3 separate regions of the Homo sapiens genome follow, and all the other regions are linked to region 2. Evidence: read pairs that join two places in POLR2A ChIA-PET (ENCODE). Cell type or tissue: B cell. All regions are shown on one strand. Each heading gives the region's core, and the rest is flanking DNA. Links, peaks and the distances in the headings are about the cores only. Region 1 overlaps ARID3A (AT-rich interaction domain 3A). Region 2 overlaps R3HDM4 (R3H domain containing 4). Region 3 overlaps MIDN (midnolin).

The links. ChIA-PET counts read pairs that join two places held together with the same protein. Peaks named below come from ENCODE experiments on the same cell type or tissue, not always from the same donor. Only the 100,000 strongest peaks of a DNase experiment are listed, where the experiment ranks them.
Region 1: POLR2A ChIA-PET joins it to region 2 with 13 read pairs; 8 of 35 experiments call an interaction of 5 or more read pairs at or near these places.
Region 3: POLR2A ChIA-PET joins it to region 2 with 12 read pairs; 9 of 35 experiments call an interaction of 5 or more read pairs at or near these places.

The regions. Positions count from the first base shown.
Region 1 is chr19:954,782-964,174 of GRCh38, forward strand. It overlaps ARID3A (AT-rich interaction domain 3A), which reads left to right. Exons shown (of 9, transcript NM_005224.3): 4 at 5,311-5,383. Among named protein-coding and RNA genes, the nearest start is that of WDR18, 25 kb to the right of the region's middle. RefSeq lists silencers at 383-642, 2,873-3,065 and enhancers at 392-1,093, 1,796-2,497, 8,028-8,546. In B cell, for the core only: no CTCF peak of the experiment used is centred there; no DNase peak of the experiment used is centred there.
Region 2 is chr19:902,257-911,649 of GRCh38, forward strand. All of the region lies in intron 1 of R3HDM4 (R3H domain containing 4), which reads right to left. Among named protein-coding and RNA genes, the nearest start is that of R3HDM4, 6.3 kb to the right of the region's middle. RefSeq lists enhancers at 1,803-2,561, 7,013-7,307. In B cell, for the core only: no CTCF peak of the experiment used is centred there; DNase peaks (open chromatin) are centred at 3,645, 4,465, 5,175, 7,115 and 1 weaker place; H3K4me3 peaks cover 2,969 bases; H3K27ac peaks cover 4,378 bases.
Region 3 is chr19:1,255,624-1,265,016 of GRCh38, forward strand. It overlaps MIDN (midnolin), which reads left to right. Exons shown (of 9, transcript NM_001388306.1): 8 at 1-71; 9 at 1,372-3,520. The coding sequence ends at 1,649. LOC105372236 (a long non-coding RNA gene) reads right to left here. Exons shown (of 3, transcript XR_936233.3): 1 at 8,890-9,393; 2 at 7,807-7,936; 3 at 6,171-6,547. It also overlaps LOC107985303. Among named protein-coding and RNA genes, the nearest start is that of CIRBP, 9.0 kb to the right of the region's middle. RefSeq lists enhancers at 3,368-3,517, 3,938-4,097, 5,748-5,977, 6,018-6,197, 6,288-6,597 and 2 more and silencers at 4,538-5,457, 5,468-5,707. In B cell, for the core only: CTCF peaks have their summits at 5,983 and 6,186; DNase peaks (open chromatin) are centred at 3,758, 4,758, 5,388, 6,178 and 3 weaker places; H3K4me3 peaks cover 4,452 bases; H3K27ac peaks cover 5,000 bases.

The DNA of each region.
Region 1 (9,393 bases), core at 1,976-6,975, 52 kb after region 2:
AGACGGGAGGAACAGCCGGGGCGAAGGCGGCCGCTCGGGGCTGATGGGGGGCGGTGGGGGTCTCAGCGGAGGGGCACCTTCAGAACTTCACACCCGACCCCTCCCGTGATCAGAGCAGGCCCCAGGGAGGTCAGGCGGCGTGGAGGGGAGTGCGGGCCGCTTATCTCGGCCCTCAGCCCCTGGGGAGGGAGTTTCCGGAGATTTTGCCCAATCTCCAGCCTGGGTTTAGGGCTCCTGTGGGTGTGTGGTGGGCGGCTGATTTCAGAGCTTTCTGGTTGACGTTTCAGAGGGGCAGGGTTTCGGCCACAGAACCCAGGTGAGAACCAAGGCCTGGGTTTGCCATGGGGTGTGCTGTGGCCCAGCAGTTCAACCCGGGATCTGGCCCACAAGGGGGGCCTGGACACCGCCATGGGCAGCCTGGACACCGTCCCCTGCTTTCCCATCCCTGGGGCCTCGGCCAGCTGGCCAGGGCGGGGCGCCCCCCACAGGGGAGCGGAACCGGGGGCCAGAGACCCATAAAGCCCAGGCGGCCTTTACTGCTGGCTTTGTTGCTGGCTGCCCACAGCAACGGCCATTAGAGCCGCCTCCCCCGCCAGCAGCTGGGGCCCCCGCAGGTCCTCCCTTTACTGCCACGCATCAGTGCCCCGGCCCCACAGGGGTCTGACCGTGCCTCGCCACCGGCCCAGTTCGCCCACCATTTGGCCTGGGAGTTAATGGCTCCCCTCTCCAACCCCAACCTTGGCTGGCTGTACATGGGGCAGCTGATTGCTGCCTGGCGCCTCGGTTTCCCCATCCGGGATGTGAGGGTAGCTGGGGCGCCAGGTGCTTGGGGTAAAGCTGCTGTGTTTTCTCACACACTCTATTTGAGAGATGGGGAAACTGAGGCAGGAGGTGCGGTGAGGTTTCTTGTAGGGGCTGTGCCAGGGAAGGGGGGGTCCAGGCAGGGTAGACCCCGTAATACCGGGTCAGAATCTCAGAGGAGAGGACCTTCCGCTCGCCCTGGAAGGGCCCAAGGTGTGCTGGCCTCTACGTGCGGTTCTTAGCCGGGGGGCTGCGTAACGAAGGACCTCAAACCGCGGGCGTAAAACAAACGAAACCTGTTCTCCCTCCGTCCTGGAGCCCAGAGTCCAAAATCGAGGCGTCCGCAGGGCTGCGCTCCCTCCAGGGGCTGCAGGAGGAGCCTTCCGCCTCTCCCAGCTCCTGGGGGCTCCAGGAGTCCCTTGACATGTGGCCGGCCTCTGTCTCTGTGCGACCGTCTCCAGTGCCCACCGGCCTTCACTGTGACTTTTTCTCAATTTGATCACGTCTGCAAAGGCCCTTTTTCCAAATAACGTCTCGTTCTGAGGTTCTGGGCCGATGTGAATTTGGGTGGGGGATGGCGTTCACCCCAGGACAGCCCCAGCGGTGAAGTCCTCCCCATTCCAGTACCTGCTGCCTCAGGCGTTTCCCTGGCAAGCTCGTCCTGTCCCCCTCTCCGCCCTGTCCCCCTCTCCGCCCTGCCCGGCTCACTTTTGCAGCTGAGAAAATCAAGGTTCAAGTAACGAGCATTTATTAGGCAACTGCTGTGTGCTCGGCTGATTCCAGACTCTGGGAACAAAACAGACTAAACCCCAGATACACTCCTAGATCCGTGACTCGGTGATGGACGGGGTCTCGGAGGAAGAACGTGGAGGGGAGGGGGCGGCAGCCGGGCCGGGGTCAGAGGACGAGGCCGGGCGTGTGGCCATGTGTGCGTGCCTGTGCTCATGGGACCCACCGGCCCGGCCAGCCGGGTCTACCTGAGGGCCCCACACCCCTCAGGCAGCTGAAGGGGAAAGGGCCTCCCCGGCCACCATAAATCAGCGCAGGAATGCAGGCTGGCCAGTCTGGCGCTGGCCGGGTTGGGGCGGAGACAAAGACCAGGCAGCTGGACCTCGGGCAGCCTCGACCACCCAGGGCAGAGGTCAGGACTCCTGGCTGCCCCCCCAGCCCCTTCCCGGAAGGCCTCACTGGGCCTCCAATACACAGACGGGGAAACTGAGGCCCAGAGAGGGGCAGGACGGCTGCAGGGTGATGGGGCCTTTGGCCGGCCTCCCCAGCACCTGGGATGTCCCCGCAGCAGCAGGGGCTGGGCGTGGGTCTCCTTCTGGGCCCTAATGACCGATCATCCCAGCTGAGGCCTAATTGGTGGTTTCAAGGCTCCCCACTGCCCAGCCAGCCACATTCCCCCGAGCTTAATTGGCAGCCTGGTATTTGTCGCAGCTCCTCCTCGGCAAATTGGCCCCCGCCTGAACTCCGCTTTCTAATTATCCCTGCCGGCTTTCCCCCACCCTGCCCGCCCGAACCTGTGGGTGGGGGGGGGCGCTGGGGGACCTCCTGGCTCCTTGTACCCCAGACGGAGCCTCTTTCCCCTCTGGAAGACGTTCCGGGGCCTGGTGATCTTCTTCCTCCCCAGCCACCACCCTGGCAGGCAGAGGCGGTCGGTGGCTCATTTCATAGCTGGAGGCTGAGACTCCAGGCTCCAGGTGCGGGGAAGCCAGCAGGAGACAGGAGGACCGGGATGGGAAGCAGGGCGGGGCTCTGGGCCAAGTCCCCAGCAGCCCCCAGGCTCTGGTCCCGCACTCGCCGCTGTGTCTCAGTTTCCTCACCTGCAAAGCAGAGCCAGTTCTCGGAACAAATGCGCTCCCGTCCGACCCTCAGGACAGCCCCGGGAGGCATGCTGGTGAATTTTTGCAGCGATTTGCTGTGTGAACTCAGGCAGGCACTGTCCTAGGGTAAATTGTGTCCCCCAAAGAAAAGGTGGAGGGCGGTGGCTCCCGCCTGTGACCCCAGCACTTTGAGAAGGCAACACGTGAGGATCGAGGGAGCCCAGGAGGTCGAGACCAGCCAGGGCAACATAGAAAGACCCATCTCTACAAAAGAAAATGTAAAAACTTAGCCGGGTGTGATGGCGAGTGCCTGTGGTCCCAGCCACTTGGGCAGCTGAGGCAGGAGAATCCCTTGAGCCCAGGAGGTTGAGGCTGCAGTGAGCTATGATTGCGCCACTGCACTCCAGGCTGGGCAACAGAGTGAGACCCTGTCTCCAAAAACAAACAAAAAAAAGACTTTGGGAGGCTGTGGCAGGCGGATCACTTGAGGTCAGGAGTTCAAGACCAGCCTCGCCAAATAGTGAAACCCTGTCTCTACCCAAAAAATACAAAAATTAGCTGGGCATAGTGGCAGGTGCCTGTAATCCCAGCTACTCAGGAGGCTGAGGGGGGAGAATTGCTTGAGCCCCGGAGACAGAGGTTGCAGCGAGCTGAGATTGCGCCATTGCACTCCAGCCTGGGCGACAGAGCGAGACTCCATCTAAAAATAATAATAATAAAAATTAAAATTAAAAAAAAAAATAGGCTGGGCGCAGTGGCTCATGCCCATAATCCCAGCACTTTAGGAGACTGAGGCAGTCGGATCACGAGGTCAGGAGACCATCCTGGCCAAATGGTGAAACTCCGTCTCTACTAAAAATACAAAAAAATTAGCCGGGCGTGGTGGCGGGCGCCTGTAGTCCCAGCTACTCCAAGAGGCTGAGGCAGGAGAATGGCGTGAACCCGGGAGGTGGAGCTTGCAGTGGGCCAAGATCGCGCCACTGCACTCCAGCCTGGGCGACAGAGCGAGACTCCATCTCAAAAAAAAAAAAAAAAAAGAAGAAAGAAAAAGAAAAGAAGAGGACAGGTTCAAGCACTGGATTCCCAGTACCTGTGACAGGACCTCATTTGGAAACGGGGGAACTTACTGACATACAATCACGTGTTGACACTTTGGTCAACCTCAGACCGCAGATGGGACGGTGGTCCCACAGGATTAGAATTCCATATTTCTAGTGGCTCACGCCTGTAATCCCAGCACTTTGGGAGGCCGAGGCGGGCGGATCACGAGGTCAGGAGATCGAGACCATCCTGGCTAACACGGTGAAGCCCCGTCTCTACTAAAAATACAAAAAATTATCCGGGCGTGGTGGCGGGCGCCTGTAGTCCCAGCTACTCGGGAGGCTGAGGCAGGAGAATGGAGTGAACCCGGGAGGCGGAGGTTGCGGTGAGCCGAGATTGCACCCCTGCACTCCAGCCTGGGGACAGCGAGACTCCGTCTCAAAAAAAAAAAAATTCCATATTTCTTGTGCACCTTTTCTGTGTTCAGCTGTGTTAGACGCACAGACACTCATGCTCACGTTGCCACTGCCTACGGGACCCAGGACAGCCACAGATTTGTAGCCCAGGAGCGCTGGCTGGGCTGTGCCTGTGCCTGGGTGTGTGGGAGGCTCCACCCGTGAGGTGTGTGTGACTCACTGTTTGATGTTCACACTGACGAAATCACCAACAGACATTTATCAGGACGCATCCTGCACGAAGACAGAGGCAGAGGCTGGAGCGACGCGGCCACAAGCCCAGGAACCTGGAGCCCCCAGAAGCCGTGAGAGGCAGGAAGGTTCCTCCCTTGGAGACTTCGGAGGGAACGCAACCCTGCAGACATCTTTTGTTTTGTTTTGTTTTTAGAGACAGGGTTGCGTTCTGTCGCCCAGGCTGGAGTGCAGTGGTGCGGTCTCGGCTCACTTCAGCCTCCACTGCCCAGGCTCAAGCAATCCTCCCACCTCAGCCTCCCGAGTAGCCGGGACTGTAGGCATGAGCCACCCCACCTGGGTAACTTTTTGTTATCATAATGTAGAGATGGGGTCTCACTATGTTGCCCAGGCTGGTCTTGAATTCCCGGGCTCAAGCGATTCACCCGCCTCCCAAGGTGCTGGGATTACAGGTGTGAGCCGCCACCCTGAAGAGAAGTTGGTTTTGGACTTCTGGGCTCCGGGACCGCGGGAGAATAGATTTCTGTTGCTTTAAGCTGCAACGTGTGGCTGTAAGGGAGTTAAGGATCGATTTGAGATGAGGTGGCCCTAAAACCAGCAGGCTGGTGTCCTGAGAAGAGGAGAGAGAGACGGGGAGACGGTCTTGTGGAGACGGAGGCAGAGACTGGAGCGCTGCGGCCACAAGCCAGGACGCACCTTGATCTGGGGTTCCCGGGCCCCTGGACCGGGAGAGGACACTGTCTTGTCCCAGGCCACCTGGTTTCTGGTGCCTCCTTGCAGACCCTCTGGGAAGCTCGTTCACCGGCATTTCTGTCTTGCAGCCTTGTGGTTCTTCACCTGCCCAGCGGGGTCTTCGGCTCTGGCAGCGGCTTGAGGGTCCTAGGGGTGGTGACCCCTGCTCCTGTCCTCCTGACCTGGCCTCCAGTGCAGGAGGGACATGGTTCCCACACCTGAGCTCTGGCACCAACTAACCCATCCCCTCTCCACCCTCACAGCTCTACGAACTCGACGGGGACCCCAAGAGGAAGGAATTCCTGGATGACTTGTTCAGCTTCATGCAGAAGCGAGGTGAGCCCTCTGCCCCCACCCCGCTGGAGGGAGGTCACAGAAACAGGGCTGTAGGAGGGGCCCTACTGGCTCCAGGTATGTCGGGGCGGTGGTGAGCACCCCGTGGCTGGAGGCATCCAAGGCTCCTAAATCGGGAGGGACTTCAGGGGTGTCTTGGGGGGAAACACATCCTGCCATGGAGGTTTGACGCGGGAGGCACGCCTGTGAGTCTAAGGGGTAGGTCCCTTGGTGGGGGGCAGGGCAGTCTCAGGGCCCCAACCCAGAACAGACAGTCCAGGTCATCTCCTTAGCATCCAGGGTGCAGTGAAGTGGGGGTCCCCACTACTGGGTAATGGGGGAGTGGAACCAGCCTCTGTGTTTAGGGAGTGGGGTCAGATTCGGGCTGGCCAGGTGGGTGCAGGTGCGGCAGGACAGAAGCCCCCCGCCCGGCCGCGAGATGGCTTAGAGTCTAATGATCTCATGGCGGCCAATGCGACATTTGAGTCCTGGCCCCTCCCCTCTTCCCACCAGGGCCTCAGTTTCCCCATCTGTAAAAACGGGCCACAAACAGTCCCTGCCCAAAACTCAGTGGCCAGCAGGTACCCCAGATGTGCTGAGTGCAGGGCCGCTGTTTACTGTGCACACTTATTGGGCACCAACGGTATACCAGGCTCTGTGCCCCCAAAGTCTCCTGGCCTAGAGAGGGCAGGTCTGGGCTGGTGTCCAGGTGGGGAAACTGAGGTCCAGACACAAGACAGACTCAGACGACCAAGGGTAGCCGGGGTGTCCCAGCGGCCATTCCCAGGCCCCACCCCAGCTTAGAGTGACCACGGGGCAGAGAGAGTGCGGCAAGGGCTTCCGTCTCGCCTCCAAGTCCTCGTCGGCCGGAGAGGGTCCTAGGAGCGTCTGCTGCCAGGTAGGAGCCGCCCCAACCCCCCTGGACACTCCTCTAGGGCAGGGAGCTAGCTCCGATCCCCACTGTTCAGACGGGGGAGGAGGCCTTGGGGCCCACAGAGGTCGGAAGGGGTGGGGCAGAGGGCTCTGTCCCTGCACTTGGGGCCGTCACAGGGGCCCGCTGTGTCCCAGCCTCCGCCCACCCCTCCCCTGGCTTCTATAAACACAGGCCCCAGACCCGCCACTGCCAGCCGCCCGGAAGGGAAGGAGGAGGAGGGTTGTGGGCCCCCTGGCCCACACTGCCCAGCGGCCTCCGAGTTAACCCCTCCCGTGCTGGGAACAGAGGATCCAGACCCGGGACCTGGGCGGGGGCCCCTCCTGTGTTATCCTCCAAGGCCAGGCTTGACCAGGGCCCACTGCCCCCTGTGAGGCTGGACAGATCCTCCCCATGACCCTTTATCATCCTGTTCGCACCTGCTCAGCCCTGACCACTCTGCTGTGGGGCTCCGAGCTCCTGGGTCCAAAGCCAACCCGTTTTGCTGTTACCCGTGCCTGGTACAGTGCCTGGTGTCCTGGGGGTACTTAGAAAGCACGGTGAGGGCTGGGCATGGTGGCTCACACCTGTAATCCCAGCACTTTGGGAGGCCGAGGCAGGTGGATCACTTGAGGTCAGGAGTTCAAGACCAGCCTGGCCAACATGGTGAAACCCCGTCTCTACTAAAAGTACAAAAATTGACCAGGCGTGGTGGCAGGCGCCTGTAATCCCAGCTACTTGGGAGGCTGAGGCAGGAGAATTGCTTGAATCCAGGAGGCAGAGGTTGCAGTGAGCCGAGATTGCAGCACTGCACTCTAGCCTGGGTGACAGAGGGAGCCCCCGTCTCAAACAAACAAAAAGCAGGCATGGTAGGCTGCTCATGAGTGTGGGTGAGATGGGGGCCCGTGGCACGTGGGGCCGTGAGGGTTGGTGTCCAGCTTTACCTCCCTCTCCAAGCTGGGAATTCCTACAGGACAGGAGACAGCGAGCTCCTATGCGTCCCTCAAAACCCAGCCTCAAAGCTCCCTCTTCCTTGGCTTCCTCCAGGAGCTTCCTGCTCTGTAATGGGGGCCCTTGGAGCTGAGAATCCGTCAGGTGAACCTGCCCATCACCCTAGACTTCACAATCTTCCTCTCCTTCACTCCAGACAGAGAGAAATAATTTTTTTTTTCCCCTGTGTCACAAAGTAAAAAACTCTAACTAAATTTCTCAGAATTCTCTGGGGGCTAGAAGTGAGGGAGGGGTCCTGACCACACCCTCTCCCCTCAGCAGCAGCAGCTGGACCACCTGACCTGCTGTTCCCTGACAACCTCCCCACCCTTCCTTATCTGGGCCCCACGACGGGCCCTGGTGATGCTCCCAGCTCCTTCTGTAAACATCCTCCTCCCGCCCACTGCAGAGCCAGGGCGTGGCCCTGGGAACCAACCCTCTGCTGCTGATCCTTTTTTTTTTTTTTTTTTGAGACAGAGTTTTGCTTTTGTTGCTGAGGCTGGAGTGCAATGGCGGGGTCTCGGCTCTCTGCAACCTCCACCTCCCAGGTTCAAGTGATTCCCCTGCCTCAGCCTCCTGAGTAGCTGGGATTACAGGCGCCCGCCACCACGCCCGGCTAATTTTTGTATTTTTAGTAGAGACAGGGTTTCTCCCTATTGGCCAGGCTGGTCTCGAACTCCTGACCTTGGGTGATCCGCCCGCCTCAGCCTCCCAAAGTGCTGGAATGACAGGCTTGAGCCACCGCGCCCGGCCTGATGCCGTTACTTTTACTTTGCAAACTCTGAGGCCTAAACTGGTGTCCCGAGTGGGGCCGGGCGGAGGCTCTGGGCAGGTTTCCGGGCCGATCCTGCAGCTGAAACCCGGCGCGGCTCCTCTCGCCCAGGCTGTAAAGTGGGTTTCAGGTGGGATCGGGTCTGAGGCCCGTCTTCCTCCAACCTGGGATCTCCTCCATTCACTGGGGGTTTTGCAACCTGGGAAGGGCCTGGAAGTGGCGGAGGGTGGTGGGAGGTGTTTCTGGAAGGTCAGACACCGGGGGTTCCGGGGGTAGCAGGCCTCGACCAGGCAGAGGGCCGGCTGCTCACTCAGGGCTGCACCCGCTCTCCAGCCAGTCACATCCCAGAACCTCGATGTCCACGTCCCCATCCCTAACAGGGCGATGGGCGTCCCCTCCCACCCCATGGTGAGTGGGCAGCAGCTATGGCCTGGGCCACCTGCCCTCACTGGTCTTCACTGAGCGCCTACTGTATGCCACTGAGTGCTGGGACCCCACGTAGGCAGAACATGGGGTGGGGGCCACAGACTGTACACAATTGATCTCCTAAGTGCAGAATTTCACGGACAGAACGATAGGTTTAAGTGGGTCTTGCCTACTGTCAGGCCAGGGAGGGGCTGGGCAGAGGTGGAGCTGACATCTGAAGCCAGAGGCTCCTGGTGCAGGGGCAGCCTGGGAGAGCCCTGGAGGGGGCAGGTAGGGCTGGAAGGGCGGGGAGGGGCCACGTCTGCAGCCGGCTCCAGGAGTTGAGGGGCAGGAACCTGAGTCAGCCCAGCCGCCTCTTCTTCCTGGGCCAGCCCACCTACCGCCCTTCCCCTGCCTAGGCTAATCCTCCCCCTTTCCCTCCCTGGCATAGCGTAGCCCACAACCCTCTCCTCCTGGGCTAGCCCAACCCCCCATGTCGGGGCTAGCCCATCCCCTTCCCCTCCCTAGGCCAGTCCACAGCCCTCCATTCTCCAGACTTGAAATTGGGTAAGCCAGGCTTTACCCCTTGCCTGCCTGAGGCTGCAGAGCCCCTGTCAGTGTGGAGGGAACAGGCCTCTGGGAACATAGGCAGAGTTGTTTTGGCAGCTGCCGTGGTGTGTGGCGTGGAGAAGGAATAACAAAGATCCGGGCGTCTCCCGCACGTCCCTCCTCTCAGTAACCCTCCTCCCGAGGGCTGCGCTGTCCCTAAGCCCAGGTTACTGGTGGATAAACCGAGGCAGAGCTGCCCCCTCTGCACCCTCTCGAGCAGAGGTTCCCAGCCTGGATGATCCTGCACCCACAGAGGGCCCTGGGCAATGTCTGGAGACATCTGTGGTTGTCACAGCCTGGGCGGGGGAGTGCTCCTGGCATGGAGAG
Region 2 (9,393 bases), core at 2,135-7,134:
AGTCCTGGGCCCTTAAAATCCTATTTTGTTTCATCCTCACATCACAGGAAGCAGATACAATTGTGAAGACGGGCTGGGTGTGGTGGCTCATGCCGGTGATCCCAGCATTGTGGGAGGCTGAGGCCGGTGGATCACTTGAGCTCAGGGGTTCAAGACCAGCCTGAGCAACATAGCAAGACTATGAAAAAAAAAAAAGACTTATTTTTTTGTCTCTACAAAAAAAAATAATAATTAAAAAATTAACCGGTGTGCTGGTACATGCCTGTAGTCCCAGCTACTCAGGGGCCTGAGGCAGGAGGATCACTTAAGTCCAGGAGGTCGAGGTTGGCATGATGGCACCACTGCACTCCAGCCTGGGCAACAGAGCAAGACTGTGTCCAAAAAAAATAAAAAAAATTAGGTCAGGCACATTGATTCATGCCTGTAATCCCAGCACGTTGGGAGGCCAAGGTGGGTGGATCACTTGAGGTCAGGGGTTGAAGACCAGCCTGGCCAACAGGGTGAAACCCTGTCTCTACCAAAAAAAATACAAAAATTAATCAGGCGTGGTGGCGTGCGCCTGTAATCTCAGCTTACTCAGGAGGCTGAAGTGAGAGAATCGCTTGAACCCGGGAGGCAGATGCTCCAGTGAGCTGAGATTGTGCCACCGCACTCCAGCCTGGGCGACGGAGTGAGACCTTGTCTCAAAAAAAAACAAAAAACTGTGATGATAGATTAGTAAACCGAGGCTCAGAGAAGTGAAGACACTTGCCCAAAGTCACACAGCAGGTGAATGACCAAGAAAAGCTGCCGCCCACCCCCAACCCCAGTGTTCAAGGTGTTAGCTGTAAGCCAGCAAGGCCCACAGCCTTTGGGACGTGAACAGCTTCCTTCAGAAATGGAGAGTCAAGAAACTTGATTTTATCCACATCCCCCACTCCCAGCAGCAGAGGAGCCAGAAAACAGCCCCAGAAGCTCAAGGTGATGCCTCAGCCCCCCCCGCAAACCCCCCCCTTAATGTCCCCTGTCCCCAGGGCCAGGAGGAGAGTGCGGCTGCAGCGGCCCCCCTCCAGAGCTAATCGGCCTGGCCGGAGCAAATGGCATTAATTGTGGAGATGGATTAGCTGTCACAGCTGGGCCTCCCACCGAGAATCCAAGGGCCGAGCCACTCAGTGTGGGGGGAATAGGCAGCCGCCTGGGAAGCGGGTGGTTGGACAGGGTGGGGGTAAGCGCGCACCGCAGCCACCGGGCACCCGGGAAGCGGGCGGCGTTTGGGGGGAGGTAGGCGCGCACCGCAGCCACCCGGCACCTGGGAAGCGGGCCGGTGAGGGGGGGCCTCATGGATGGGGACTTTTCTGGCAAGGAAAAACCACACAAACTGGGCGTGGGAGCTCATGTAATCCCAGCACTTTGGGAGCCCAAGGTGGGTGGATCCCTTGAGCCTGGGGAGTTTGAGGCTGCGGTGAGCTGTGACTGCAATACCGCGCGCTCCAGCCTGGACAACAAGAGCAAGACCGTGTCTCAAAACAAACAGGACGGGCGCGGTGGCTCACGCCTGTCATCCCAGCACTTTGGGAGGCCGAGGCGGGCGGATCATGAGGTCAGGAGATTGAGACCATCCCGGCTAACACGGTGAAACCCCGTCTCCACTAAAAATACAAAAAAATTAGCCGGGCGTGGTGGTGGGCACCTGTAATCCCAGCTACTCGGGAGGCTGAGGCAGGAGAATGGTGTGAACCGGGGAGGCAGAGCTTGCAGTGAGCCGAGATCGTGCCACTGCGCTCCAGCCTGGACGACAGAGCGAGACTCTGTCTCAAAAGCCAAACAAACAAAAAACCGTAATGCTAGCTCCACTGGGCTCACAAACCCCCACACCACAGGGCTGACCATGGCCTCCAGGGTCTGGGGGTACCAGGATCGGCTCCACCCTTATCTCCTAACTCCACCCCACCTGAAACACATTCTGCTCCAACCCCACAGTGGCACCTCCTGGCCGCTGCTGCTTCCAAGACACGATTTCCCGTCCCGCCTCGGACCTTCGCACAGGCGGCTCGGGTTTGCTGGCTGGCTGTAACCCCCACCGCCGGCACTCACAGCCAAGCCTCGTTCACAGGAGACGCTCAGAAAAATAACCACCAAATCAATCCTCAATAAAAATTCTGTGATTCCAAGAGAGCCCACAGTCGAAAATCCCTAATAGCATCCAGAGTTCCCAACACAAAAATTAAAAGCAACCCACTCCACCCCTGCAACCCCCAAAAGACTGGAAAACGCTAGGAAACTCTAGGCCAGTTGAGACAAGATTCACTCGAGGCAAGCTGGGCGCGGTGGCTCATGCCTGTAATCCCAGAGCTTTGGGAAGGTGAGGAGGAAGGACAGCTTGAGGCCAGGAGTTCAAGATCAGCCTGGGCAACATCACGGTCCCCGCTGCTCAGGAGGCTGAGGAGGGAGGATCACTTGAGCCCAGAAGGTGGAGGCTGCAGTGAGATGAGATCGTACCACTGCACTCCAGCCTGGGTGACAGACCAAGACTCTGTCTTAAAAAAGAAAAAAAAAATGCAGTCAAGGGGGTCAGAAATGAGGGCAATGCTCTCCAGGGTCCACACACATGTAAAGAGTCCTCAAGCCTTAAGTCTGTGCACTTTACAGACCAGCTGTTACATCTCAATCAAAAGTAAACAAGCTGATTGGCCGGGCGTGGTGGCTCACACCTGTGTTCCCAGCACTTTGGGAGGCCAAGGTAGGTGGATCACTTGAGGTCAGGAGTTCAAGACCACCCTGGCCAACATGGTGAAACCCCGTCTCTACTAAAAATACAAAAAATAAGCCGGGCGTGGTGGCATGCACCTGTAATTCCAGTTACACAGGAGGCTGAGGCAGGAGAATTGCTTGAACCTGGGAAGCAGAGGTTGCAGTGAGCCAAGATTGTGCCACTGCACTCCAGCCTGGTGAACAGAGCGAGACTTGGCCTCAAAAAAAAAAAGTACGCTGGGCGCAGTGGCTTATGCCTGTAATCCCAACACTTTGGGAAGCTGAGGATCTCCTGAGGTCGGGAGTTCGAGACCATCCTGACCAACATGGAGACACCCCCATGTTTAGTCTCTACTAAAAATACAAAAATTAGCCAGGCATGGTGACGCATGCCTGTAATCCCAGCTATTTGAGAGGCTGAGGCAGGAGAATTGCTTGAACCCAGGAGACGGAGGTTGCGGTGAGCCAAGATCATGCCGTTGCACTCCAGCCTGGGCAACAAGAGTGAAACTCTGTCTCAAAAAAAAAAAAAAAAACAAAACAAAACAATTAGCCAGGCATGGTGGCATGCACCTGTAATCCTAGCTACTCGGGAGGCTGAGGCAGGAGAATCACTTGAACCTGGGAGGTGGAGGTTGCAGTGAGCCAAGATCGCGCCACTGCACTCCAGCCTGGGCGACAGAGCAAGACTCTGTCTCAAAAAAAAAAAAAAAAAAGTAAGCAAGGTGAGGAGACCCAGGGCTGCCTGAAGCAGGAAGGGGACGGGCAGATAAACAGCACAGTCTCCACAGACTGCGGCAAAAATCTATGAAAAGTCATCAGAACAAAAATCTCACATATGCACAAGCACCCACCAATAGGGACCTGCAGGCAGAGGCACGGGTCAAGCTTCCACCCTGGACCAGGTGCTCAGAACTCAATGGCCCAGGCAAGCCTGGCAACTCCGAAACTGCCTCCTCGCCAGGCTGCGGCGTTAGCAGGGCAGGTCCTGGAATCTCAGCCCAGGGTGTGAACCCCAGCTACGAAGCTTCACCCTGAAACCCCCTTTTTTTTTTTGAGACAGAGTCTCACTCTGTCACCCAGGCTGGAGCGCAGTGGTGCGATCTCCGCTCACTGCAACCTCTGCCTCCCAGGTTCAAGTGATTCTCCTGCCTCAGCCTCCGGAGTAGCTGGGTATACAGGCGCCCGCCACCACGCCTGGCTAATTTTTTATTTATTTTTAGTAGAGATGGGATTTTTTTTTTTTTTTTTGAGACAGAGTCTCGCTCTGTCGCCCAGGCTGGAGTTCACTGGCTCGATCTCAGCTCACTGCAAGCTCTGCCTCCCGGGTTCACGCCATTCTCCTGCCTCAGCCTCCCGAGTAGCTGGGACTACAGGTGCCCGCCACCACGCCTGGCTAATTTTTTGTATTTTTAGTAGAGATGGGGTTTACCGTGTCAGCCAGAATGGTCTGGATCTCCTGACCTCGTGATCCGCTCACCTTGGCCTCCCAAAGTGCTGGGATTACGGGCATGAGCCACCGCGCCCGGCTCACCCTGCAACCTTTAACCTCAGCCCCCTCTCAAAAAGTGGGAACAAGTTGGTTTGGGAGGGGTACTCAGAGCCAAAAGGGCCTGGGATGAATTCCCCTCATCTCAGCTGCCACTTGCTTGTTTTCCTCCTATGATGGGGAACTCACCCCTCAGCCATGCCACACTGCTTTTGATCGTAAGTGTCGCTGGACTGAGTATTTTCCCCACATTGGGCTCATTTCCTGTCACCTGTGCTGTCCCCGGGGAGGCAAGTTCTATTACTTTGATGCCCATTATACAGATTTGGGGTTTTTTTGTTTTGTTTTGTTTTGTTTTGAGATGGAGTCTCACTCTGTTGCCCAGGCTGCAGTGCAGTTGTGCCATCTCTGCTCACTGCAACCTCCACCTCCCTGGCTCAACCGAGTCTCCTGCCTCAGCCTCCCGAGTAGCTGGGATTATAGGCGCCCACCACCACGCCTGGTTAATTTTTGTATTTTCAGTAGAGACGGGGTTTCACCATGTTGGCAGGCTGGTCTTGAACTCCTGACCTTAAGTGATCCGCCTGCCTCAGCCTCCCAAAGTGCTGGGATTACAGGCATGAGCTACCACGCCCGGCCCTCATTATACAGATTTGTAAACCAAGGCACAAAGTCACCGCCCAAGCTCCCATTGCTGCAAAGAGGGCAGCTGGAGAAGGAGGTGGTGGACCATGCCCTCAGCACAGAGCACAGCAGCCGACGGGTACTCAGTGGGAATACAGGGTCATGTTAAGCCAGCGTCTCTGAAGCTGGATCAGCCTGAAGCTGCCTCCCTGAGGCCGGAGCACTCTGTCCCATGCCCCAGATTCACCCACAGCCCCCCCTGAGGCCCCGGGGCCTACTTCTCCACCCCAGCAGCTGGACAGGGCCGATAACAGAAGTGACATCCGAGGGGAGCCCTCGGGGAAGTCAGAGGGGGCGGGGCTCGGTGACACAGCTCAAGCCCTCCCAGCAAGGGGCCTGGTATCACCCCATATTACAGATGAAGGATCTGAGGCTTGGAGAGGTGGGGCTGTCCCCCGTCACCACCCAGACAATGCAAGGAGCTGGATGTGAACCTGGGTCTGACCCAGAACCCCAGAGCTACCCTGCTTCCCTCACCACCCCTCATACCAAAGCCCCACAGGCCTCTCCTCCAGGCCCACAAGGACCTGCCTGGTCCTTCCCCTGCTCCAGCACAGCCCATGGCTCCCCAGCATCCCAGGGCCAGGCCTGGCTCCCCCTTGGCCTAGCACTGCAACACGAGGGCTTTCGCCTGTTTTGTTTGGTATCTGAGGGCTCGCCACCCTCCCCTGGGTCTCTAGTGCTGAGCTGAGCACTGGAAATCGAGTCCCACCATCAGATGGAGCTGGCTGACTTCAACCAGTTTCCAGCAGGAAATTAAGAAACATCTTCAAGCTTGTCATCCCAGCACTTTGGGAGGCCGAGGCGGGCGGATCATGAGGTCAAGAGATGGAGACCATCCTGGCCAACATGGTAAAACCCTGTCTCTACAAAAATACAAAAATTAGCCAGGAGTGGTGGCGCACGCCTGTAGTCCCAGCTACTTGGGAGGCTGAGGCAGGAGAATCGCTTGGACCTGGGAAGTGGAGGTTGCAGTGAGCTGAGATCGCACCACTGCACTCCAGCCTGAGTGACACAGCAAGACTCTGTCTCCCAAAAAAACAAAAACAAAAACAAAAACAAAAAAACATCTGGCCTCTGGGGTAGACAGGGGGGCCTGGGAGTCACCGACACTCCTCTCCAGAAATGGAAGGAACAGGAAGACCACATCAAAATCCCCATGCCTGGCCGGGCGCAGTGGTTCACACTTCTAATCCCAGCACTTTGGGAGGCTGAGGCAGGTGGATCACTTGAGGCCAAGAGTTCGAGACCAGCCTGGCCAACATGGTGAAACTCCCGTCTCTACTAAAAATACAAAAAAATTATCTGGGCATAGTGGTGGGCGCCTGTGGTCCCAGCTACTCAGGAGGCTGAGGCAGGAGAATCACTTGAACCTGGGAGATGAAGTCTGCAGTGAGCCGAGATCACAACACTGCACTCCAGGCTGGGTGACAGAATGAGACTGTCTCAAAAAAAATAAAAATAAAATAAAAAATAAAAAAATCCCACGTCCAGCCACAGGCCCCTCCTCACAGTGCTCCAAACTCAGGGAGCCCCGGTCTCTGCCTGATGCACCTGCTCATTCCAGCCTCAGCTCTGTGTTCACCACCCCCAGGAACGGCCCCGCCCCCCACCTAGCCCAGTCAGCCTTACCAGGAAGCTCTGGAAACCAACCGGCCCCAGCCGGCCCGTTTACTTCTTTGCTCCTTAATCACTAGCTCACTAGGCCCACAGAACAAGACAGGGTCCGCCCCCCGCCCACCGCCGCCCCCCGGTCCTGGCCTGTGACCGGCCCACAGCGGCGCTCACTGCCTGTTTGTTGAATGAAGAACTAAACTTCTGTTGACACACCTCCCAAGGGCTGGTTCATCTGTTTCCCACGCCACTCAACAAGACCACTTTACAGACGAGGAAACTGAGGACCCAGCGGGGGTATCTGAGGCTTCCTGGACCCTGAAGGCTCGAGGATGTGTGTCCACAGAAGAGGGGGGCAGCCCAAGCTGGGGAGCTGCTGGAGTTTGGGGGAACAGGCCTCCCGGCCACTCCCAATTCTACTCCTTGCAGATTTTGAGAGGGGAACTGTGAACCCTCAGTCCCTCGAGCAAAAACACACCTTTCCCAGCACTGGTCCCTCCCCCAGGAACCCACTAGAGACAGCAAGAGAGGAACCGACTTGTGCATCAGGAAGCCAGGGCTCAGGGCGGAGGTGACTCAGCCTGGGGTGGGGCAGACTGCGGCGGCCCCCAGCAGTCCCCAACCCCCCACCAGGACACAGCTGGCAGGTAAACACCCAGAGACTGACGGCTGAGAGCGGAAACATGAGTGTATTTACATAGTTACATAGGAGTCACTACACCTGGGCTTCAAGACCAGGGTGCCAGGCGTGGTGGTTCACGCCTGCAATCCCAGCACTTTGGGAGGCCGAGGCAGGTGGATCACCTGAGGTCAGGAGTTTGAGACCAGCCTGACCAACATAGTGAAACCCCGTCTCTACTAAAATTACAAAAATTAGCCAGGCGTGGTGGCACATGCCTGTAATCCCAGCTACTCAGGAGGCTGAGGCAGGAGAATCGCTTGAACCTGGGAGGCAAAGGTTACCATGAGCTGAGATCGCGCCACTGCACTCCAGCCTGGGTGACAGAGCAAGAACCTGTCCCCCCAACCCCCACCAAAAACAAAAAAAACAGAAGACTCAGGAAGAAGAGCCCATTTTGAGGGTAAATGCCCACACCAGGTGGTTCAAGGCCCCCTTAGAGGAGACGTTACGTGGGTGCAGTGGCTCACGCCTGTAATCCCAGCACTTTGTGAGCCCAAGGCAGGTGGATTCCTTGAGTCGAGGAGTTCGAGACCAGCCTAGGCAACATAGTAAGACCCTCGTCTCTACAACAAATTAAAAAATTAGCCAGGCCGGGCGCAGTGGCTCATGCCTGTAATCCCAGCACTTTGGGAGGCCAAGGCCGGTGGATCACCTGAGGTTGGGAGTTCGAGACCAGCCTGACCAATATGGAGAAACTCCGTTTCTACTAAAAATACAAAATTAGCTGGGTGCGGTGGCACATGCCTGTAATCCCAGCTACTCAGGAGGCTGAGGGAGGAGAATCGCTTGAACCTGGGAGGCAGAGGTTGCAGTGAGCCGAGATCGCACTACTGTACTCCAGCCTGGGCAACAAGAGCGAAACCATCTCAAAAAAAAAAAAATAGCCGGCATGGTGGTGCACACCTGTGGTCCTAGCTACTCGGGAGGCTGGGGCAGGAGGATCGCCTGAGCCCGCAGGTGGAGGATGCAGTGAGCTGTGATCAAACCTGGGTGATAGAGTGAGACCCTGTATTAATAATACTACTACTAGGCCGGGCGTGGTAGCTCACGCCTGTAATCCCAACACTTTGGGAGGCCGAGGAGGCAGGATGGCTTGAGCCCAGAAGTTTGAGACCAGCTTGGACAAGTTAGCAAGACCCTGTCTCTAATATGAAAAACAAAAACAAAAACAAAAAAAAAGCATCCTCTGCTCCAGCCTGGCCAATAGACCGAGACTCTGTCTCCAATCAATTAACCAATCAACCAATCAAAGACGCATCCTTTCTCCTTCAGATACAAATCACCTCGGTAGAGATGGGTATGGCCTCTGAGTGGAGATAATAGTGATGATATAATAAACATAATAACGATGATAGTAATAAATGATCATTTAAAAATAATACTAGCCGGCGCGGTGGCTCACGCCTGTAATCCCAGCACTTTGGGAGGCCAAGGCGGGCAGATCACAAGGTCAAGAGATCGAGACCATCCTGGCTCACACGGCAAAACCCCCGTCTCTACTAAAAATACAAAAAAATTAGCCGGGCGCGGTGGCGGGCACCTGTAGTCCCAGCTACTCGGGAGGCTGAGGCAGGAGAATGGCGTGAACCCAGGAGGCGGAGCTTGCAGTGAGCCGAGATCGCCCCACTGCACTCCAGCCTGGACGACAGAGTGAGACTCTGTCTCAAAAAAATAAACAAATAAATAAATAAATACAAATAATACTAAAGACCGGGTGCGGTGGCTCACGCCTGTAATCCCAGCACTTTGGGAGGCCGAGGCAAGCAGATCGTGAGGTCAGGAAATCAAGACCATCCTGGCCAACATGATGAAACCCCATCTCTACTAAAAATACAACAATTAGCTGAACGTGGTGGCGGGCGCCTGTAATCCCAGGTACTGGGGAGGCTGCCGCAGGAGAATCGCTTGAACCCAGGAGGTGGAGGTTGCAGTGAATGAAGATCGTGCCACTGCACTCCAGCCTGGGCGATAGAGCGAGACTCCGTCTCAAAATATTAATACTACTAAAATAACCAATAAAACATTAACGATAATTAGTAATGAGACAACGGACACTCCTGTTTGCTGGGCCCGCCGCAGTGCCAGCTCGGTAACCCCCACCACTCGGAGAAGAGGCCACACTTACTATCCCATTTTACAGAAGGGGAAACTGAGGCATGGAAGCATGAAATAACCTGCCCAGGTGGCGCCGTCC
Region 3 (9,393 bases), core at 2,689-7,688, 350 kb after region 2:
GAAGCTCACGGCTGCCCCCTCAGCCTCCCTGCTGCAGGGCCAGAGCCAGATCCGCATGTGCAAGCCCCCGGGTGAGTGGCCACCCTCGGGGGTCCTACCTTCCCCGCCCGCCTGGGCTTCTCAAGGCCCCTCTGTGTGAGCTGGTGGGCTCAGGAGCAGCTGACCTGCCCAGGGGCTGGGGGGGATGGCAGCTGCCGTGGCCACTGCTCTGCTCCAGCCCGGAGAGAAGGCAGCATGTGTGTCAGGGCACAAAGTGTCCTTGTGTGCTCCCGGGGGGCCACAGGCCCACTTCCTCCTGCCCCACCCCCACCCGGGGCATCATCTCCAGATGGCATTTGGTGCCTCTGTGAATGGCCAAGTCAGGCCTGGCAGGCCGAGGCGGGGCCAGAGCCCACCCCTAAGCATTTCAGTGACTTGGAAAAGCAGCGAACACAACCCCCCTGCCAGCCTGGCCCCAGCTACTCCCAAACGGCGGGTTACTCCCTCCAGAGTCTCACCAGAAGATGGCTACTGTACTGCCCTTGGGCTCTGCACCCGTCGCGGGGGCTCCTCCCAGCTCAGTTTAAAAGTGGGAAACTGGCCGGGCGCGGTGGCTCACGCCTGTAATCCCAGCACTTTGGGAGGCCGACGCGGGCGGATCACGAGGTCAGGAGATCGAGACCATCTTGGCTAACATGGTGAAACTCCGTTTCCACTAAAAATACAAAAAATTAGCCAGGCGTGGTGGTGGGCGCCTGTAGTCCCAGCTACTCGGGAGGCTGAGACAGGAGAATGGCGTGAACCCAGAGGCGGAGCTTGCAGTGAGCCGAGATCGCGCCACTGCACTCCAGCCTGGGCGACAGAGCGAGACTCCGTCTCAAAAAAAAAAAAAAAAAACCAAGGTACAACCCCCAAGTATCTCCCCTCGGATCACAGAAGCGGCCAAGCCCCCTCCATGTAGGACTCCAGGAAGAATGAGGCAGGACAGTCCTGACCTCCCCAGCTCATGGCTGAGCTGGAGAATTAGAAGCCAGCTGCGTAGCTGGGACTCCAGGCAAACACCACCATGCCCAGCTAATTTTGTAATTTTTGTAGAGGAGGGGTCTCGCTCTGTGGCTCAGGCCTGTCTCGAACTCCTGAGGTTGCCCAGGCCTGTCTCGAACTCCTGAGCTCAAGCGATTCTCCTGCCTCGGCCTCCCAAAGTGCTGAGATTACAGGCGTGAACCACTGTGCCCGGCATGGTGGATGTCCTTGACTGTTTCCTTTGCTGACCTCCCTCCAGGGAGGGCAGGACTGTGTCTGACCTCAGGGGCATTTGCTGGGGTCTGGGGTGGTCCTCTGTGTTCAGCAGGTGGAGGCTTTGGGAGTCACAGGCCACTACCTCCTTTGCAGGGGACCGGCTTCGGCAGACAGAAAACCGCGCCACGCGCTGCAAGGTGGAACGGCTGCAGCTGCTTCTGCAGCAGAAACGGCTCCGTAGAAAGGCCCGGCGGGACGCGCGGGGTCCGTACCACTGGTCACCCAGCCGCAAGGCCGGCCGCAGCGACAGCAGTAGCAGCGGGGGCGGCGGCAGCCCCAGCGAGGCCTCCGGCTTGGGCCTCGACTTCGAGGACTCCGTGTGGAAGCCAGAAGTCAACCCTGACATCAAGTCAGAGTTCGTGGTGGCTTAGGATCTTCGGATCGGCCACCCTCGCCCCTCGCACCCCAGCCCAGGGCGGCGGGGACTCCGAGAGCCCCGGAGAGAACGTGGCCCAGCCCTGGAGGGCAGGCGGCCACTCCCCCAGCCAGAAGTCTTTTTTTCTTTTCTTCTTTTTTATTATTTTTTTCTTTTTTTAAAAAGTTCTGACCGTGGTTTCCTGGACTCTTCATGGGCTTTGCTTCCTACCTCCTTCACCCTTCACTCCTGCCCTCCTCTTCCTCCTCCTCCTCCTCCTCCGTCTGTCTCCTTTCACCTCTGCGCCAGGTCGGTCCTCCCTGCCAACCTTCCCCAGCTCCAATATGTAGCAGTCTCTCTGGATGGCGGAGAGTGAAGGAGACGGAGAAACGCGCCCCATCCCTTCCGCCGCCTCCTTTCCCCCCCGACCCTATTCAGGTTTTAAGTCAAAAATGTCGATATGTCATTATGCACTTTACAGATGAGGGGAGGGGCCGCAGTGCGCAGAACCCACCCCACCCCCCAGTGCAGACTTCGGGGTCTCCACCCCAGGCCAGCAGCGCCCACTGGGCTACAGCAAGCCAACAGGTCACAGAAGCCAACGAGGGGACTGTTTCTCTTCCACTCCTATCCTCTTTTCTTGATCTTTTTTTTGCATTTTCCTTCATTTCTTTAACAAGGAGAGCAAAGCTGTTTTAGCAGAGGCTGGGGCTGAGGTCCCCATGGGGTTTGGGTGCAGGGGCATGGCACCCTTTCCTGTCGGGAAGGGAGAGGGGAACTACCCCCCCAGCCTGCCCTCCGCCCCGCCCCAGCCGGCGGACTGTGCTGTTTCCTCCGCCCCCACTCCCGTGTTTTCTGACCTCCTGCCTGAGTTTGGGGTATTTATAGACTATTAATTTTCTGACTGAGCCAATAGTGGTTGGGGAACTCTTGAAAAAGGGGAGAGAATGGCTGGGTGCTGGGGAGTTCCCCCCTCCGAGCCCTCCTTCCCGGCCCAACCTGAGGGATGTGGATTTGGGACTGTCTGGGGGCCCCTCCTGCAGCGAGGATGGGAGGGGGTGCTGAGCTGTGAATCCCCTGGGCAGGGGGCGACAACTCCGTGTAGCATTAACCCCCGTGGCGGGGTCCGCTGCTGGTCTAATTTGGACCCCCTGCCTCTCAGTGCCCCTGCCCTAGGGGTGTCTGTCTCCAGAGGGGAGGGACAAATCCCCTACTGGGGCCATTTCAATGGGGTAGTTTTTGGATTTTTTTCCCCACTCACTTTTTATTTTTTAATGATAATGGAGATGTCTGGACCCTTCCTCACCCCACCTGTCGGTCTTGTCCTGGCTCTGCCTGTCCCCCACCGTTGTTCTCGTAGGTGAACCCCAGGTCCTCAACTCCCCCCCTTTATGTGTTGAAAGTTAATGGTTTCAGATGTGAACATCACGTGTTATAACTGTAGCGCTGTAAATTTTTTTGTGGGAGGGTGGGCAGGGAGGGGTCCCAGAGGGTAGAGCTCAAGGATTTTGGGTTTTGTTTTGTTTTCATTTTTCCAAAAAAAAAAGAAAAAAAAATAGAAAAAAAAGGAGTAAAAGGGGCGGGTTTGTTTTTTGAAGAACTGTCTTGGATACCTATTTAAATGTGTGTTCTGTTTTGTTTTTTAACGATTTTTAAATAACGTCTGTGCCTCCACTGGTTGAGGGTGGAACCTCCAGGCAGGAACCGGCTCGCCACCCTCTGCCCGGTAAGGGCTGCCCAAGAAAGCATTACCCGCCCTCGGGGGGTCGGGCTGTGGGGGTCCCGGCACCTGGCGTGAGTTTCATGTATGAAAACATAAAATTGAAAAAAAAAAAAAAACCTACACGAGCACCGTGATTTCAAGTAATAAACAGAAAATGAAACACACATTGACTCCCGCCTGCTCGCCTAGTGGGGGGATCTGGCCTTGGTTGGGAGGGTTCCTGGGGTGGGATGTCAGCTCAGGGAGTCAGAGGGACTGACCTGGGTCCCAAGGCCCCGAAGAGGGGGTGGGGCAGGGGTCAGGGCCCTGAGAATTTCCCACGCTCCTTCCCCGGCTGCCGGGTGGGCAGGAAGCAGCCAGGGTGGGAGGGAGGAGCCCAGCCACTTCCTGGTACCCAAGGCCGGAAGTCCCTTAGGGTGTGGGGCGAGGGCCTGCCTGCCTGCTTCGTGGCCTGGGCAGGACCCTGGCCCCCTCAGGACCTGCCAGTATGGGGGAGACGCGACCACCAGCTCTCCCCAGCCACAGGAGTCGGGGACTCCCACTCTGCCACACCCACCTGCTCCCCTTCCTGGAGTCTCACATCTGTGTGGCTTGCTGCAGGGAGATCACCAGGCCGACTGGGAGGACCTAGGACTCCGCAGGGTACCTTGGGCTGGCAGGTGATACAGGCCTGGCTTGACCCAGCCCTGGGGGGCCTCTCTGGCCACACCTCCTGACATTCCAGCCCTTCCCAGACCTGGCCTTCAGCTCCAAACCTCCCGGCCTTTGCCCCCTGTCTAGGAACACCCCTGGTCCGGCTGTCCCTTGCTGTCTGGGAACTTCCCCAGCCTGCGCCTTCCACCCCTGTCCACCCCGTCCCGCAGACCCCACCCTTCCCTCTCTCTGTCCCTAGCCTGGAGCTCCCCGTGAGCCTCACCAGGACTGAGTCCTCTCTGGGGTCCCACCTCCACCCATGTCCGGGCTGGGCAGAGATGAGGCAATAACACTATTTCATGTCTTTTTTTAAATTTTGTAACCTGTATTTCCTCAGGTAACAAGAGTTGCCTATGAGAAGTAATTGGGCTCCCATTTTATAGATGGGAGAACAGAGGCCCAAAGAGGAACATCACTTGGCCCAGAGGATTTGGGGTGTTTGTTCAATGATGTGACCTCCACCCCTTATCCCATCTCTAGGGGCCCCAGTACCGGGAGCCCCCAGGGGAAGGGGCACAGGTTCAGAGAGTGGCCTGGGAGCACCTTCCTGAGACCCCTCTGCCCCTCCCAACGCCCAGTCAACCCCAAATCATCGCACGCCCACGGCAGGAAGGCGGATGCCCAGTCAGGCGGCACCCACCCCCCGCCCCGTCCCTGGTGCGGATGTCCCCTCGGGGCTCAGGGTGGGGGTGCGGGTCACCGACGCCAGGCCTGGGGTCAAGGCGAGGGCCCCAGGGCGCCACCGCCCCCTCGCTGGGCGGGGTGGGAAGGAGGAAGGAGGATGTTGTCTGAAGCACCTGCTGAATCACAGGGGCTGTGTCTGTAGCCTGCAGGGTGGGGGGCGCGTCCCCTGCACTCCAGGACCCGCCCCTCGGGATGCCGACCCCCACCCCAGACTGGGGATCCCAGGGGTCAAGGCTGTGCCCTGGGGGCGTGGGGTGGGGTATGGAGCTCCAGGCTCAGAGCCCTGGCCTGGTAGGGTCAGCCCAACCAGGGGTGCAGCGGGCGGAGGGGCGGCAGGCGGAGGCCAAGTGTGCGTAGGGAAGCACGGAGAGGTAAACTGAGGCACAAAGAGGGCAGGGACCGCTGGGATCTCGCGGGGCGGGGTCGGCCCTGGATCGCTCCCTTCCCCCAACCATTGAGGAAAAAGCTGAATGGGAGGGGGCGGCCCCCGGAAACCCGCCGGGATGGAAACGCGGTTTCCAGGGCAACGCGCCGCGAAAGGAGCCTGACGTCACCCCGGGTAGGGCGCCCTGCCCGCCCCCGTCCGCGCGTCGCGCGGCCCAGGCCCCGCCCACCAGCGGGGAAGCCTCATTGGTGATCGCACCGCTCGCTCATCGGCGTGCCCCAGTAGCAGCGCGACGAAGCCTCCAGAAGGCGGGACTTCAGCCCGGCAGCGCCGAGTGCGCAGGCGCAAGCGCGGAGGCGCTGCAGCCCCGCCTCTCTCCCCGCGCGTCTGCAAAGTTGGGGGCGGGAGGCGCAGCCGAGGGTCTGACGGCTGCGGCGGGGCCTGGACGGAAGAGGGGGCGAGCCCCGGGGCGCCGCACGTGGACCCCCGGCACGGGCACGCTCACGTGCACCCGTCCTTTCACGCCAACGCGTTTCCTGCTGCCCCCACCCCTGCACCACTGCACGTCCCAGACCCCGGCCCAGCCTCCCCGCGGTCCCTAGGCTGGGGGAGCTCAGACAGGAGGCTAGGAGGAGGGGGACTTTGGGGCTGAGGCTTTGCCAAAGGAGCAGGAGTTTGCCAAGTGTTGTAGGAAGCGGGAAGGGTGCGCCAGGTAGGGGGCACGGCGTGTGCCAAGGCCCGGAAACGTGAAACCGAGTGCTTTTCGGGGGCAACCGGGAAGTCAGTTGGTGGAGAAAAATCAAAGATGGGAGGAAAGGCGAGGCTGACAAGGACCCTAAACGGTGATTCCCCAAGTCGGCCACTGGAGGGATGACTTGGGGGACCAGAGAGGAAGAGCAGGTGAGGGGGAGCGGCGGCCAGGACATCTGGGAGGTGGCTAGACCCGTGGCCTGGACTTTGGGGGGCGGTCGAGTTGGATCGATGATCGATGGGGACCCTGGCGGCCTCACCCTGGGGGAGGTAGAGACGAAAAAGGAACTACGGTGTGCCCGGAAGGTGGTGGCTTTAGGTCCACAGGGAGGTGGTTGGCAAGGCGGGGGTAACAGGGGGAAGGAGAAAATCTGAAATGCCGGTGTGAGCTCCGGGCCAAGAGAGTTGAGGACTCAGGAGGCAGGAATCCCCCGTGGCCGCCCGCTGCTTGGCTGTGGGCTCCAACTTGGTGTGTGCTCAGAGAAGGCAGTGGTTGGAGTGAACAGGGCCTGTGCCAGGTGGGGAGACTAGCCAAGGTGTTTGTGCAGCCTGGCCTCTGGAGCGGCCTGGGAAGAGCTGGAGTTCGCAGGGTGGGAGCTGCCCTGTGGCTGGGAGCCCGTGCTGGCGTCCCTGCCAGGCGGTGATCTCACAGGTGAGCGGTGCTTGGGGAGACGCGGAGCTGTGGGCGGGCAGGAGAAGGTCAGTGGAGGTCATGGCTTTTGGCTTGAGGCCGGAGTCCTCTGGGGGTGGCCGAATGCGCCCTTGGAGCTGCCTTGGGAGGTGGCTAGGGTGGACAGCAGTGGAAGCCAGGCCCTTGGCTTAGAGCCACTGGGTTGGAGGGATTGAGCCAGTGCCCGGGCACAGCCGCCCCCACAGGGCCTTGCCCCACCCGCCCTCCTCTCCCAGCACCATGGGAATGGGAGTTACCGGGCTGGAGGCTGGGGACGCCACCACCCCGTGGCCAAGGGCGTTGGGGCCCAACCCAGGAGCCTGGTGCAGCCCCACCCACGGGCCGCCCAGCCCTGGAAGGGCAGAGAACTGGCTGCCTCTGGGGTCACTTGGGACAGGTGAGCAGCCCAGCCCAGCCCAGCGGGTGGGGGAGGGGAGGCTGTCACCTGGGCCCTGCCTCCACCCTCTTTCTGGTTCTCACTCCCTCCATTTCTCTTTCTTTTGCCTTTCTCTATTTCTGTCCCGATCTCTGGCGCTCTCCCCAACCCAGTACCACCATCTCCGCCCCTCCGTCCCTCCCCTGCTTCCGCCCCCTCTCTGGGGGCCCCCTTCACCCCGGGGCACATTCCAGCTTCCTCCCCCGCCTTGCAGTCCCTCCCTGGAGCCAGCTGCCTCCTCGGTTGCCAGAGCAGAGAGAGTGGGCTTGGGCCGAGGTCGGAGGTCGAGGAGCGGGCGGGAGCCTGGGAGGGCACCCCCAACCCCTCTGGAATGTGGGTGGAGCGGGGCAAGGGAGACAGCTGGTTTCCACGGAGGGCACATGCCCCATACCCAGGACGCTACCCACACTCAGCCCTGGGGGAGAGCAAGCAAAACCAATGGGTGCCATCCCACGAGGGGCCTGCACAGCCATCCCACACCCCCGACCAGCACGCCCGGGACAGCCCTCCACAGGCCACGCATTTATGGGTGCGGCTGGTGTGCCAGGCTCCCAGATACACAACCCCCCCCCCCAGACACACCCCATATACCTGTCCCCAACCTCAATCCACTGTGTGACCCTAAAACAAACAGAACCTCCTTGCTCAGCCTGGGCCAAGGCCTCCCCAAACAAAACTCCAGCCTGCAGAGTCCCACCACACACCGCAGCTGTCACCAGATACAAAGAGGGCCCTGACCAGATACAGAGAGGGCAGCAGCCTTCCCCCACAACCAACACACGCCTGGGCGGGGGCAGGAACACCCCCAGGGCCTCCAGCCACAGACACTCACCCACTCACCCCTCTGTGCACCAGTGATCCTCCGCTGCCCAGCCAAGCTTGACTCCAGCCTGCTGGAGTCTGGGTGGGGGATGGAGAGGGGTTCCCAGGCGAGCCCCAACCTATGCCTTCCAAAAGTCTTTCTGTGCATGTTGGAAATACAAATGAAACAGGAGAGTTAGCATACGGGACAATTATTATTTTTGTTTGTTTTTGTTTTGAGACGGAGTCTCGCTCTGTCGCCCTGGCTGGAGTGCATTGGCGCGATCTCGGCTCACCGCAACCTCTGCCTCCCGGGTTCAAGTGATTCTCCTGCCTCAGCCTCTGGAGTAGCTGGGATTACAGGCGCCCGCCACCACGCCCGGCTAATTTTTGTATTTTTTTAGTAGAGACGGGCTTTCCCCATGTTGGCCAGGCAGGTCTCGAACTCCTGATCTCAAGTGATCTGCCTGTCTCGGCCTCCTAAAGTGCTGGGATTACAGGCGTGAGCTACAGCATCCAGCCCAATTTTATTTATTTTTAGTAGAGAAGGGATTTCACCATGTTGGTCAGGCTGGTCTCAAACTCCTGCCCTCAAATGATCCACCCGCATTGGCCTCCCAAATTGCTGGGATTACAGGTGTGAGCCACCACACCTGGCCCCAGTTATTAGTATTTTCGAGACGGGGTCTCACTCTCTTTCCAGGCTGGAACGCAGTGGCTCCATCACAGCTCACTGCAGCCTCGCTGGAACTCCTGGGCTCAAGCGATCCTCCTGCCTCAGCCTCCTGAGTAGCTGGGACTACAGGTGAGCACCACCATGCCCAGCTAATTTTGCTTTTTTTTTTTTTTTGTAGAGACAGGGTCTAGCTATGTTGCCCCGGCTGGTATCAAACTCCTGGACTCAAACGAAAGTGCTGGGATTCCAGGCATGAGCCAGCGCTCCCGGCCTGCATACGGGATGATTCCATGTGGACTGCCACATCAAGGAAGCAAACAACAAGGAAAGCCTGGCGCTGCGTGGAGCTGTCTTTTGCTGCTAACTGCCCTTGACCGACTTCCTACCAGGTCTTCCCTGTGCGCCTCTAACCCCAGGAGGTGCTGCTGGCATGCCCACCTCTCAGATGAAGCAGTGCGGTCCAGAGAGCGTCTTGGGCACCGCCTGCCTCACAGCTGGGCCCCTGACCCTCCAGGGACTGTGGCTGAGCAGCCATGGCTGCCTGGACGGGTGTCCCCTGGCCCGTCTGTCCGTCTGGATGTGGGAACCCTCCAGGCACGCTGGGGCGGGCAGGTGCCAGGTGCCTCTCCAGCAAGATGCAACATAGGTGTCTTCACTTGCACTCCGTAGGTCCTGAGCCCCTGCAGCTGCCTGGGAGAGTGGGGAAATACTCTCCACTTGTCCCACTCCACTGTTGCCATGGAGATACCTCCCACCCTAGGCAGGGCCACCCTGAGCCTGGTTGGCTTTGCAGGAAATCCCCACTCTTTGACCTCTCTGTTAGGCACAGGACGTGTAGTCCCATGAGAGGGAACTGGGCCCAGGTGGAGATCCATCCGCCTACCCCAGAGCGCGCATCTGTTGCTAAGCAACATCTGAGGCTGCATGGAGGTGGGGGCTCCG